3 separate regions of the Mus musculus genome follow, and regions 2 and 3 are each linked to region 1. A link is a loop called in an ENCODE intact Hi-C map of the cell type or tissue named here. Cell type or tissue: left cerebral cortex. All regions are shown on one strand. Each heading gives the region's core, and the rest is flanking DNA. Links, peaks and the distances in the headings are about the cores only.

Region 1 (4,058 bases), core at 749-3,248:
GTTTGGGATATATGAACAGGATCCAAGTTTCCGCCAACCAAAGGGTTAAGAATACTGTCAGGTACTTTCTGAAACCTACGGCAGAGCCTCCACCGCACCCTGTCGTCTCCCCCATGCAGCTGTTGCCTGCTACCTGATGGATTTGAAAGTATATCGCCTTATGGCTTTCTTTGCTCCTGTTTCTATAAACAAGATCGCTGCCTCTTTGGAACACATTATTTGGGGGAAACATGAATCTTTGTTCCTCATTGTGGGCTCTGGAATGAACCAACTCCTTTGTTCCTTTGAGATGCGAGCTGCTTCTGTAGTTGATGAGACCCTGGTTCCCTGCCCCCAGCCCCCCAGATATCAGCAGGAAGGCTTGTGCAGAGCAGAGGAAGAGCAGTGTCACATGGCACACAGCCTGGCGGAGGGGGCAGGCCCGGTGACATTTGACAGTGAGAAGGGTGGCCTGGACTTTTTCTGCATCTCTCCTTCTGCTAAATCTTTCCTTGCGGACCTGGTTCCTTCTGCCTAACGGCTAGAAGCCATCTTTGGCTTTCACCCTCCCTTCCTTCTGCCTATCAGCTGGGCCTCCTGATCCACTCACTTCTGCCTGTGCCCACTGTCACCTTAGAGGGCCGCCTTCCACCTCGCAGGGAATCCCTCAGGCTCCCAGGAAGCCTCCACCTTTACTCCGGTAGTTGCCATTCCCCGCAGCACCGCTAGAGGGCACTCGTAAAGTACATTCCAAACCCGCTGAAATTTCCCCGGGGGACTACCACGCGATGAAAAACAATTCCTTATTCTGGCTTCAGAGCCCTGCATAATTGACCCCCGCTGCCTTTCTGACTCGGGCTCTGCCCCTACATTCCCATCAGGTCAAACCTGTTCAACCGCGGGGTCATCGTCTGCTCCTAAGATATCTCGCTCATTTCTCTGGCGACTTTCGTACTTGCTGTTCCCTGGACCTGGAATAATGTTCCTCCCTGTGGCTGGCTGGCTCCTTTTTATTATCTCGGAGGAGCCACCCCAGCCGCACCCTCTCAAATCTCTGCCCCTTCCCTGTCGCTGACACTCCAGTTAGTTACCTTGTACACATTCTTGCTTACTGCCTATCTCCCACCACCTTGAAACTGCGGCCTCCATACAAGCCCCGCTCCGTGGGCAAGTGATTTGGAGACCGAGTACCTGGATCATGCAGTGAGAGTCAGGAAAGGTGGCCTCTCATCCGGGCTTGGGGGGACATTGGACCTAGAAGGAACTTTTCTGACTTGGGAGCCGAGAGCCGGAAGAGGCTTTGGTTATCTAGCGAGAGTACACTCAGAAATCTAAGCAAGCAAGACTAATCGTAGCTTGTTTGGAAATCAGTTATATGACCTTCCTGAGCCCCAGCTGTATTCGGGCACTGTACCCATGTTGGTGTTGCAGAAATATGCCTGCCGTTTGGAAGTTCACAGTGACGAGCTGTTCTATGAAAGGCGCCCGGTGACAGGGGAGTGGTGGAGGAACAGGGCTGTGCACAGTGTGAACGAAGGCCCAGCTGCTCAAGCAGGCTATGGCAGGGAAGATGATGAGCAGCAGGGGCCGAGGGGGAGGGAAGGGGGTAGCAGAGGAGAGGATGGGGGGCCGTTTACAGCACAGACTGCGACTGCACGGGGCTGTTGACTTTCTCTGAGTTAAATGAATGGCACAGAGTGATACGATTTGGATGGTTTTCTGGCTGGTGATTGGAACTGCATAGAGGGCAAAGAGGAGAGATGTTGTCCCAGCAACAGCGGCAACCCTGGGTGGATTTGATGATTCAGAAAGTCTGGGAGCCGGAGAGTGTCCGTCAAGCTGCTTGATAACCTGGTTTGCTTTCTATGGCTATGATAAAACATTCGGAATAAAAAGCGGCTCGGCGAGGAAAGGGTTTATGTGGCTTACAAGCTCACAGTCCATCGCTGTTAGAGCGGGAACTCCAGGCAGGGACTGAAGCGAGGTCACGGAGGAATGCTGCAAGCTGCATGCTGCATGCTGCCCGCTGCCCATGGCTCCCAAGAAAGCTTGAGGAGCTCTGCAAGCTGCCACTAGGGGGCGCAGTTTCCCACAGAGCCTCTGGGATGGAGGCTTCTATGTGTGCCACTTGCCAGGCAGAGGGGACCTGGCGCTCCTTCCCACCCAGAACTCTGGCGAGCTCCAGTTTAAATGCAAACGAGGTTGCTCAAGAGTGTTGCGAGATTGTTTTCTTGGGCAAGTGTTGATGTTTCTGATGAAGTCCTGTTTATTCTTAGAAAAGCTGTGAGCTCAGCCTGCCTTCCATCGCCACGATCATTAAACGGTCTTATTGGGCCCAGTTAATGAGATCAACGCTGATGTGGTTCTGTTGTTGTTGGAGTTGAGAATTTAGGGTTTGGCATCTGACACACTAGATAGAATTCAAACCTCAGCTTGGCTCAGTTGGCTTTGCTCTTGGCAAGTTTGTGTTTATTTGTTTATTGTTTATTTTAGGCTTTGAAGGGAGGAGAGGCCTTTAACCTGGGAGTAAAAAGATTCAGTCACAGTATTTATTTCCACTTTTTGAACCCCAAAGGAGTGTACATTCTGAACCGGGAGGCCTGCTTTGTGCCACAGTTCTGCCAGCTGTATGTTCCTAAGTCCTTAGCTTCTGTGTGAAATGGGATGCAGGAGGCCGCAGAGATAGGAGAGGGTGCTGGTGTAGGCTCCTCCCCCATCCAGCATGGGCACCAAGTAGATGCCACGTTCGAGTTGGTACCTGAAGAGGCCAAAAGTGTGCAGGAGACCCTTGGAACTGTAGTTACAGGTGGCTGTGAGCTGCCCAGCGTGGCTGCTGAGAACGGAACCCAGGTCCTCTGCAAGAGCAGCAAGGGTCTTCACTGCGGAGCCACTCTCAAGCCCCTGTGCTCCAGCCTCTAGAGTAACCCAGGGCAGGCCTGTGCCTCTAGGCCTGGCTATGAGGTTGGGCGGGTTTGTTGCTTTGTTTTGTTTGTTAGTTTTTGGGGTTTTTTTTAGTTCATTTATTTTTAATTGTTCTTTAAATTTTTTTATATTTTTAATTTTTTTACATTTTAAAATTTTTATAAAATTAAATATTTTTAATTTTATAAACTGTTATAAAATACTTGAAAGTAGATAAAGACAGCACATATCTGAAATATTTATTTCTGTGTGTAGGGGCATGTGTGACATGTCACAGTTGGTTCCCTGCCTGGGGTCAACCCAGGTCATCAGATTTGGTGGCAAGTGCCTTGCCCACCCAGCCATCTCTCTGGCCCCTTGCTTTGTACTTTTGAGACAGTCTCACTCTGTAACCCAGACTGGCCTTGAACTCACGGCAGCCTTTCTAACTTGGCCTCTCCAGTACAGGATTAGAGGCATAAGCCAACATGCATGGCTAAATTAGTCTTTATTTATGTTTTAAGTTTGCTTAGTTATGCTTTTAAATTATTATATTTGTCAGTGTTTTGCCTACATGTATGTCTCGGTAGTAACACATGTATGCCCGATGTCTGAAGCGATCAGAAGCACTCTTCTGTTGGGTCTCCTGGAACTGAAGCTGTAGATGGGGGTGAGCCATGATGTAGGTACTAGGAGTTGAACCCAGGTTCTCTAAAAGAGCAGCAAGTGCCCTTAGCTACCGAGCCATCTCTCTAACCCCCTAAGTTCAGTTTTGAATAAAGTGTATTTTTTCTGATAGTAAGACTTATCCATAATTACTAGCTACTATAAAAAGCGATCTATCCAGAAAAGCTAGGCCCAACTTTTGGTTTCTTTCTTTCTTTTTTTTTTTTTTTTTTTTTTAATTTTATTTTAGTTTTGTTTTTTCCAGACAGGGTTTCTCTGTGTAGCCCTGGCTATCCTGGAACTCACTCTGTAGACCAGGCTGTCCTTGAACTCAGAGATCCAACTGCCTCTGCCTCCCAAGTGCTGAGATTAAAGGCTTGTACCACCACTGCTCAGCCCACTTTTTTTTTGTTTGTTTTGGTTTTTTTTGTTTTTTTCCGAGACAGGGTTTCTCTGTGTAGCCCTGGCTGTCCTGGAACTCACTTTGTAGACCAGGCTGGCCTCGAACTCAG
Region 2 (3,579 bases), core at 256-2,755, 160 kb after region 1:
CGCGACGCGCGGCTCGGGTTTCCTCGCTGCAGAGAGGAGACACTGGAGAAGTTGTTACCCATGGCATCGGCCCCCCGGGGGTGCTCCGGCGGGAGCCAGGCAAGGCTGGGCAGGAGCGGAGGAAAGGTGTGCAAGTGTGTGCGCGCGCGGGTGCGCGCTGCCAGGGGAGGGCCCTGGCGGGGCTGCGACCGGGGGCGGGCGGTTTGCTGTCTCCGGCTCTCCCTGGGCTTGGCGGTCTTCGCTCGGCGGGTCCTGCCCGCCGTGGGGGTCCTCGCGCCACCCGGCTACCGGGCTCCCATGCCCCGCGCCCGGGGCGGCCCGGCCCCTGGGCCCCGGCCCGCGGCGCGAGCCGCTGCGCTCTGCCTGGTGCTGGAGCTCGGATTCCGGCTGCGGGTGGGCGGCGCAGCGGCGGCGCGCTCCCCGCGGGCCATAGAGTCGGGGCTCGGCGCGCGGCTGCTCGGAGGCTCGTCGGCGGGCTCGGTCCCCGCCCGCGGGGACGGCCGCGGCGACGTGCGTGGCGCCCTCCCGCCCGCGGGTGAGCTTGCAGCGCCCGGCTCGTGTGGACCGCCCCCGCTCCCGCCAGGTCCCTCCCGAGGCCGCCGCCCCCAACCCCCGCCCTAGCGTCGCCAGGACTCCGGGGCTCCGGTTGTTATGGCGACAGCTGCGCAGGTTAATGAGCGTCTTAGTGACACGCGCGCGCCCGCTCTGCCAGATGTGGGTCTCGGGGCGCGCCGCGTTCCCGCTGGCTATAAGTTCTCGAAGGCGCGCGGGACCCAGGGTTGGGGGCGGCACTGCTCCGGACCTGACGTCAGGAATAGATGGGAGCTTCGGAGGTTGAGCGTCTCCCTGTCCTGGGACATAGAACCTGAAAACAAGAGGAAGAGGACCGCCACAACGCTGGGAGCCCCGGAGCCAGGGCGTGGCGAGGTAGCCCTAATGGAGGCTCCCTAGCACGGGATTCAGGGCCTGGCACGTGTTAAAACGCTCAGGAGTGAGTGGATAATGAATTAAGACAATTGAGATCAGGAATACAGTCACCTCCCCTTCGCTGTAGTTGGAACTTCCAATCAGAACCCCAGTCAGACCATTTCCTGACTGTTCAAACATCCTTTGCATGTTCAAGAACGGAGAACCACAAGACCAGAAGCAAGCCGATGGGACCCAGCTCAGGTACAAACCATGAGAGAGATATCGGTTCCAAGTTGAATTATTCTGTCAGCTGGAAAACTAAGAGATTGGGGAAGGGATAGAGGGGGTGCTATAGCCTATAGTAGACCAAGGTGGCTTCCTCGAGGAAGGGGGCAGTCTGTAAATGTCCTGTTCACGTGACTCTTCCATCTGTGTAGCTCAGCACTGCTACCTGCAGGAGGGACCAGGAAGTCATCTTGGATCTGGGGCGGTTATTTCTCCCAGTGTATCATGGGGGAGAAGACAGTCCGTCTGTCCATCTCACACCTTCATCAGCCTTGCTGCTTCTCGGGGCCATCGCTCACTCTAACCGGACTTTCCCAACTCGGATCCAGAGTGAGCCCTGGGTCATGAGTGGGACACAGACATCTCCTCCATCCTTTTCTGGAAGTTTCTCCATAGGACCCATCCTCAATGTGTAGGCACAGCTCTTTCCTGACCACCCCAGCTAAGCATCTCTGCCTCTCTCTATCATTCTCCATAGGGTCATCCCATTCTCTTCGTGGCTTTTATATGACTTTGCCTAAAAGTAGCCTTTTCTGCTTGGTTAGATTCGGCTTCTCTTGATAGAGAATAAGCTTGCTGAGGGGAGAGTCGGCCAGCCACTTTCCTCACAGTGTTCTAGCTCCCAGGGCAGGGACATGCGGATTCTCAGAAGTATTTGTACAGTGAATGGATCCCCATGCCTGCCAGCAGTAAAATCCTACTGTGATCTTTAGACATCATCTCTGATCCCCTTTAGCCCCCTGTCCTGCCTTTTACTCTCCTCTGATTGCACATGTTATATCCTTAAGTTTCAGAGACTCCAGGCAAGCTAGAAATACCTGTGAAAGGTATGCTCTGGTGTTTGAGGAGAAAGACAACCAGGCCCCCAGTCCCAGCCCCAGCCCCAAGCCTCTGGGGTGCCTGGGATCAGGTGCTGACTGGCTACAGAATGGTCAGGGACTGGTGTCTTATTTATAGGCGGTGTCTTCCCAACACTTATTCCCCAAATGATGATTCATTTGTCAGCAATCTGTGGGCTCTTAACAGCTACATACATAAAGCACACACACACACACACACACACACAGAGAGAGAGAGAGAGAGAGAGAGAGAGAGAGAGAGAGAGAGAGAGAATGAGGACATACAGATTACACATAGCTGGGGAGATCAGGCATTTTATGAGTCAGAATAAATATGTGGAGCCTGTATAGAGGAGACTAATTCCCCTGGAGTGTGTGTGAAGTGCAGGGTTCTGGCTGGGATTTGTAGAGAGTGGCTGGAGAGGCTCTGAGTCCTTCTGGAATAAGCCCGCTTCTGTGGCCTGGGAAGCCTTGGTACAGGATAGGGGTGGACCCAAGGCCCCAAAGGGAGATTACAGGCCCCACACAGGCCTAAATGTGGGCCATGGGCAAAGCAGAAGAAAAATGAAGGCCAAATGACAAGAAGGAGGGAGGAAAGGCGGGAGGGAGGGAAGGAGGGAGGGAGGGAGGGAGGGAGGGAGGGAGGGAGGGAGGGAGGGCGGGCAAGCAGGCCAAAAGGCTCTCTCCTGATCCTCTGAGTAGCCTGAGCTCCAAAGGAAACTGACAGTGTTGCTTCTGAACTTGAAGGTCATAACCTGCTCAGGTGTGCCCACCCTCAGCCCCCTATTCAAACTTTAATCTCACTTTAGGACCCCAGAAGACAGACTTGGGGGATACTGGATCTCTTTGTCCCTCTTTGACCGTCTTTGTCCCTTGGTTCCTAATGTGGCCACATTCACTAACTCTCCTTTTTCTGCTTTCTCAGTTTAATTAAGGACCAGTTACTGGACATGGCTTGGGGCATAGGTTGTAATTCCCTGTTCAGCACAGTATCAGGGACAAAGGCAGGGAGCTGAGACAGTATCAAAACTTCCCCTGACTCAGAGGAAAATCATGGGAGGAAGATAGGGCTAAACTGGGCTGAGATGAGGGAGACCCCCCCCCCCCGACCCCGTTCCCCCCCCCCCCCGCCAGCCAATGTGCGGCTGTGAAGGATCATGCAGGGGTCATGCTGAGCAGAAACACCCTACACTTGTCTGCCCAAGGGCCCCTCAGTGTCACCCCTTGAACCCTTAACCCTACTTTTTTCCCCCCTGGGGAGTTCAGATTGGGGCATGGGACACCACTGTTAAATGTCAACTGGATATAGGTCTTTAGCAAGCAGGCAGGGACCTAAAGAAGGAAGTATAACCTTCTACATTGTCCTGGGTTCTGGGAACCCTTTTCTGGCTCTGGGTAAATCCATCTTGAAGAATCACAGAGTGCCAGCAGCCTTCCTTCCTTCCTCTGGACTCTGGTCAAACTCCCAGATTTTTAGCCCCTCCACAACCACCACCCAGGCAGCTTAAAGGCAACAGTTAGGAGGTAGCTCAGCCCCATCCTGGAA
Region 3 (3,579 bases), core at 256-2,755, 62 kb after region 1:
CAGATGGTCTTAAAGTTAGTCTGTGCTGCAAGGGAGGGCGCAGGTAACTGAGCCTTAGTGTGAACTGATGCCCCCATCACCCTCACCCTGGTGCCTGTCAGTCTGGAGGACTGACATGTCCCTTTCTAACCTGTCATGTGGCACGGGACTGTGTACTTACACATGTGTTATCCAAAGCAGCTACCCCCTGGTCTTCTGTGTTCTCTAAGCAGTGAAAGCTGGAACCAACTGCAGTTCCATCAGCCCCCAAGCCTCATGTGGAAAGGCCTGCAGATAGATCTTGCAGCCAGCTGGTGGTCTGCGTGTGTTTGCCTAGGAGTGATCACCACAGCTGCCTTTTATATTTTAGGGTTGTCTGTCTGTCTGTCTGTCTGTCTGTCTGTCTGTGTGTTTGTTTTAAGATAACGAATAGTGTCAATTTGGGCTACTTCTAGTCAGCTACTGTCCCTCTAGCTTGGTCCTTTTTAGCCAGTGGGGACTTCAGTTGTAAAGGACCCTGGTGATCCCGTTCTACCTTAAGAAGCCTGCCAGATACCTCCTTAAAACACTGCTATTTCCCAACATTCCAAGCTGTGTGTTGATCCTCATTTCCTGTCTTTCTTTTCCTCCCCCAGCCTTAGACACACACACACACACACACACACACACACACACACACACACACACACACACTCCTACACATTCCCTCTGCGGCCTGCTTCTCTCTGGAGCCAGTCCTACTACAGAGCTGAGGAACAGCTGTGAGGAAGTTGTGCCCAGACACAGAGCCACCCCTGATGCCTGCGTCGCTCTGCCTGTTGTATTCTGTAACACAAAGCCCGAGACATAGCTTTATCGATACAGCATGTGAAACACAGAGGGCTGTGGAATGGGACACCCTGGGCCCTATGTGCACCTGACTATTACCCTATAGTCCCTACCCAATTCCTCTGCCACTGTCACATGACAAGATACCAGCAAGGTCTTTTTCAGAGCTTCAAGAACCCCAGGCTCTGGGCCTGGTGTGGCACACTCTCCCTCAGGCCCTCTGACAACTGCCTTGCCTTTCTGAGTCTTAGCTACTGCCACAGAAAGATCATTCTCATTGCTTCTCTCCACCCTTGACATTCTATGCTTCAAGTTCTGCCCATCACATCCAGGAGCCAGCCTCAGTTCAGTGATGTCTGCCTTCCAAGGAACATGTAAGCTGTGCACACCTGTGTGTACCTCCCAGTGACATGGCTCTGAGGAGCCACCTCCTGTCTGGACCTCTCTGTTGCCTTTCTCCTACCTGACACAAGGCCAAGATCAAGGTCACATTGGAAAGGGCAGTAGAAAAAGGGGTTGTCAGGCATCTGGTCTGTGAGAGCCATTTCTAAAGAGCCAGCTGTGTCCCAGAGAGCAAATGGGGACATTGCGACCTAGAGTCAGAAGCACTGGCCAGCCAGTGCTAGGCCCAGAAGCAAGCTCCCTGCCGATTTGGGTGAAGGCTTGATACCATGTGGAGGAAGAGAGGGAAGTTGTTTTAAACATCAAGGAATCATCAAAACTTAACCAGAGGCAGAGGCAGAGGCAGGTAAATCTCTGTGAGTTCGAGGCCAGCCTGCTCTACAGAGCAAGTTCCAGGACAGCCAGGGCTACACAGACAAAAAGGCTTTTTCAACCCACAAGATTATATCAATATGGGGCTGGAGAGATGGCTCAGCAGTTAAGAGCACCGACTGCTCTTCCAGAGGTCCCGAGTTCAATTGCCAGCAACCACATGGTGACTCACAACCATCTGTAATGGAGTCTGGTGCCCTCTTCTGGTGTGTCAAAAGAGAGCAATGGTGGTGTACTCATATGCATAAAATAAATAAATAAATAAATGGTTTTTTTTAAGATTATATAAATATGACTTTAAAAAAAAAAAGTCTTGTATATAGTCCCATTTGGCCTGGTACTCCCTGTGTAACCTAAGCTGGTGTGACTTAAGGCAATCCTCCTGCCTCAGCCTCCCAACTAGTGAGTATGGGCATAAGCCACCGTGCCTGGCTCTTTCTTTGTTCCATCTTCTTATTGTATGTTGATCTTACCCGGTTTTTCCTAATTGTCCTCAACTCACCTATCAAATACTTTTTTTCAAATAAATTTTTTTTAAGCCACAGCATTAAAAGGTTACATGTGTGGACTCACCCTGTGAACTTGACCTGTCTGCTGTCTGTCTAGCAGCACCCAGACCCTCCCCCATTAGGCCATGGCCACCCCTCCCACCCCACTCTTTATTTATTTTTTTAATGTTGCTTTGTTTTGACACAAGGTCTCTTCTATCCAGACTAGCCCTTGTGGCTGACCATGGCCCTGAACTTCTGATCCCTGCCTCCACCTCCAGAGTGCTGGGGTCACAGGTGTGTGCCTCTGCTTGCTTGTGCGGTGCTAAGGCGTAAACCCTGCCTCTCTTCTTTATTGAGATAGAGGCATACTCTTTAGCCCAGGCCGACCTAGAGCTTCAAATTAAAAAAATAGAATTTCTTCTTTTTTTTTTTTAATCTTTAACACCGCCGGGCATGGTGACACATGCCTTTAATCCCAGGACTTGGGAGGCAGAGGCAGGTGGAATTCTGAGTTCGAGGCCAGCCTGGTCTACAAAGTGAGTTCCAGGACAGCCAGGGCTATGCAGAGAAACCCTGTCTCAAGAAAAAAGAAAAAAATCTTTGACACCTTTGTACATGTAAACACTATATTTGACCCTACCCAACCCAGCTCTCCCTCTCTCCTCTCTTCAGTTACCCTCAACACTTCCCCTTCTTCCCTTCATGTCCTCTCCCTCCCGCTGGGTTCAATTAGTGCTATAATGTTTATTGGTCTCATTGTCCTGATCTTATACAGGTAACCAGCCACTGTGAGTTCATGGGTAGTGCGGTAGCCTTGTCACGTCCAGAAAACAGCATTTCCTGGCGTACCTCCCCCCTCTGGCTCTTACAGTCTCTCCACCCCCTGTTTCATGATGTTCCCTGAGAGCCTTTTGTGGAACAGGGTGACACAGATATCCTGTTTGCGGCACAACAGTCAGTAGTCAATTATTCTTAGCATTAAGAAGGTTACAACCAGTCTCCGCACTACGTGCTGACCACCACAGAGAGAAGTTTTTCTGGTCCGAGGTTGAGGGTAGCACCAATGTATGCCTATAAAAATAGATATTAAGAGGGAAGCTCGACAGCCTTGTCCGTTTAGCACAGCGGTTCTCGATTTGTGGGTTCAACTCTTTGGGGATCAAATGATCCTTTCAACAGGGGTCACCTAAGACCATCAAAGACACAGAGATTTCAGATAAGTCATAACAGTATCAGAATTCCAGTTATGAGGTCGCAACAGAAATAACTTTATGGTTGGGGGTCAGCACAACATGAGGAACTGTACTAAAGGGTTGCAGCATTAGGAAGGCTGAGAACCACGGACTCAGCAAGACAACAATCATAGGTCCCCTCTGGGCCTACGAGCGGGTTTACCATGCCAGGCACGAACCTCCTTCTATTTTGAGGGCCTCAAATCCAATCCCAAAGTACTTGGTTTCCAGATCTGGCCTATAACTTCCATTCCTCCTGCCTCAGCCTTCTGACT

The links. Hi-C counts contacts between places; a loop is a spot of excess contacts. Peaks named below come from ENCODE experiments on the same cell type or tissue, not always from the same donor. Only the 100,000 strongest peaks of a DNase experiment are listed, where the experiment ranks them.
Region 2: a loop joins it to region 1, with 7 times the contacts of the local background. A loop is called at or near these places in 22 of 42 quality-filtered maps.
Region 3: a loop joins it to region 1, with 4 times the contacts of the local background. A loop is called at or near these places in 34 of 42 quality-filtered maps.

The regions. Positions count from the first base shown.
Region 1 is chr19:47,336,020-47,340,077 of GRCm38, reverse strand. All of the region lies in intron 6 of Sh3pxd2a (SH3 and PX domains 2A), which reads left to right. Among named protein-coding and RNA genes, the nearest start is that of Gm29834, 51 kb to the right of the region's middle. In left cerebral cortex, for the core only: a CTCF peak has its summit at 2,058 (motif pointing right); DNase peaks (open chromatin) are centred at 1,480 and 2,059; H3K4me3 peaks cover 1,047 bases; H3K27ac peaks cover 299 bases.
Region 2 is chr19:47,175,950-47,179,528 of GRCm38, reverse strand. Neurl1a (neuralized E3 ubiquitin protein ligase 1A) reads right to left here and starts at 709. Exons shown (of 6, transcript NM_021360.4): 1 at 1-709. The coding sequence starts at 62. In left cerebral cortex, for the core only: a CTCF peak has its summit at 1,360; DNase peaks (open chromatin) are centred at 505, 690, 1,295 and 2,138; H3K4me3 peaks cover 1,125 bases; H3K27ac peaks cover 936 bases.
Region 3 is chr19:47,274,024-47,277,602 of GRCm38, reverse strand. The region is part of intron 11 of Sh3pxd2a (SH3 and PX domains 2A); the gene reads left to right. Among named protein-coding and RNA genes, the nearest start is that of Mir6995, 2.2 kb to the right of the region's middle. In left cerebral cortex, for the core only: a CTCF peak has its summit at 1,783 (motif pointing left); DNase peaks (open chromatin) are centred at 671 and 1,223; H3K27ac peaks cover 557 bases.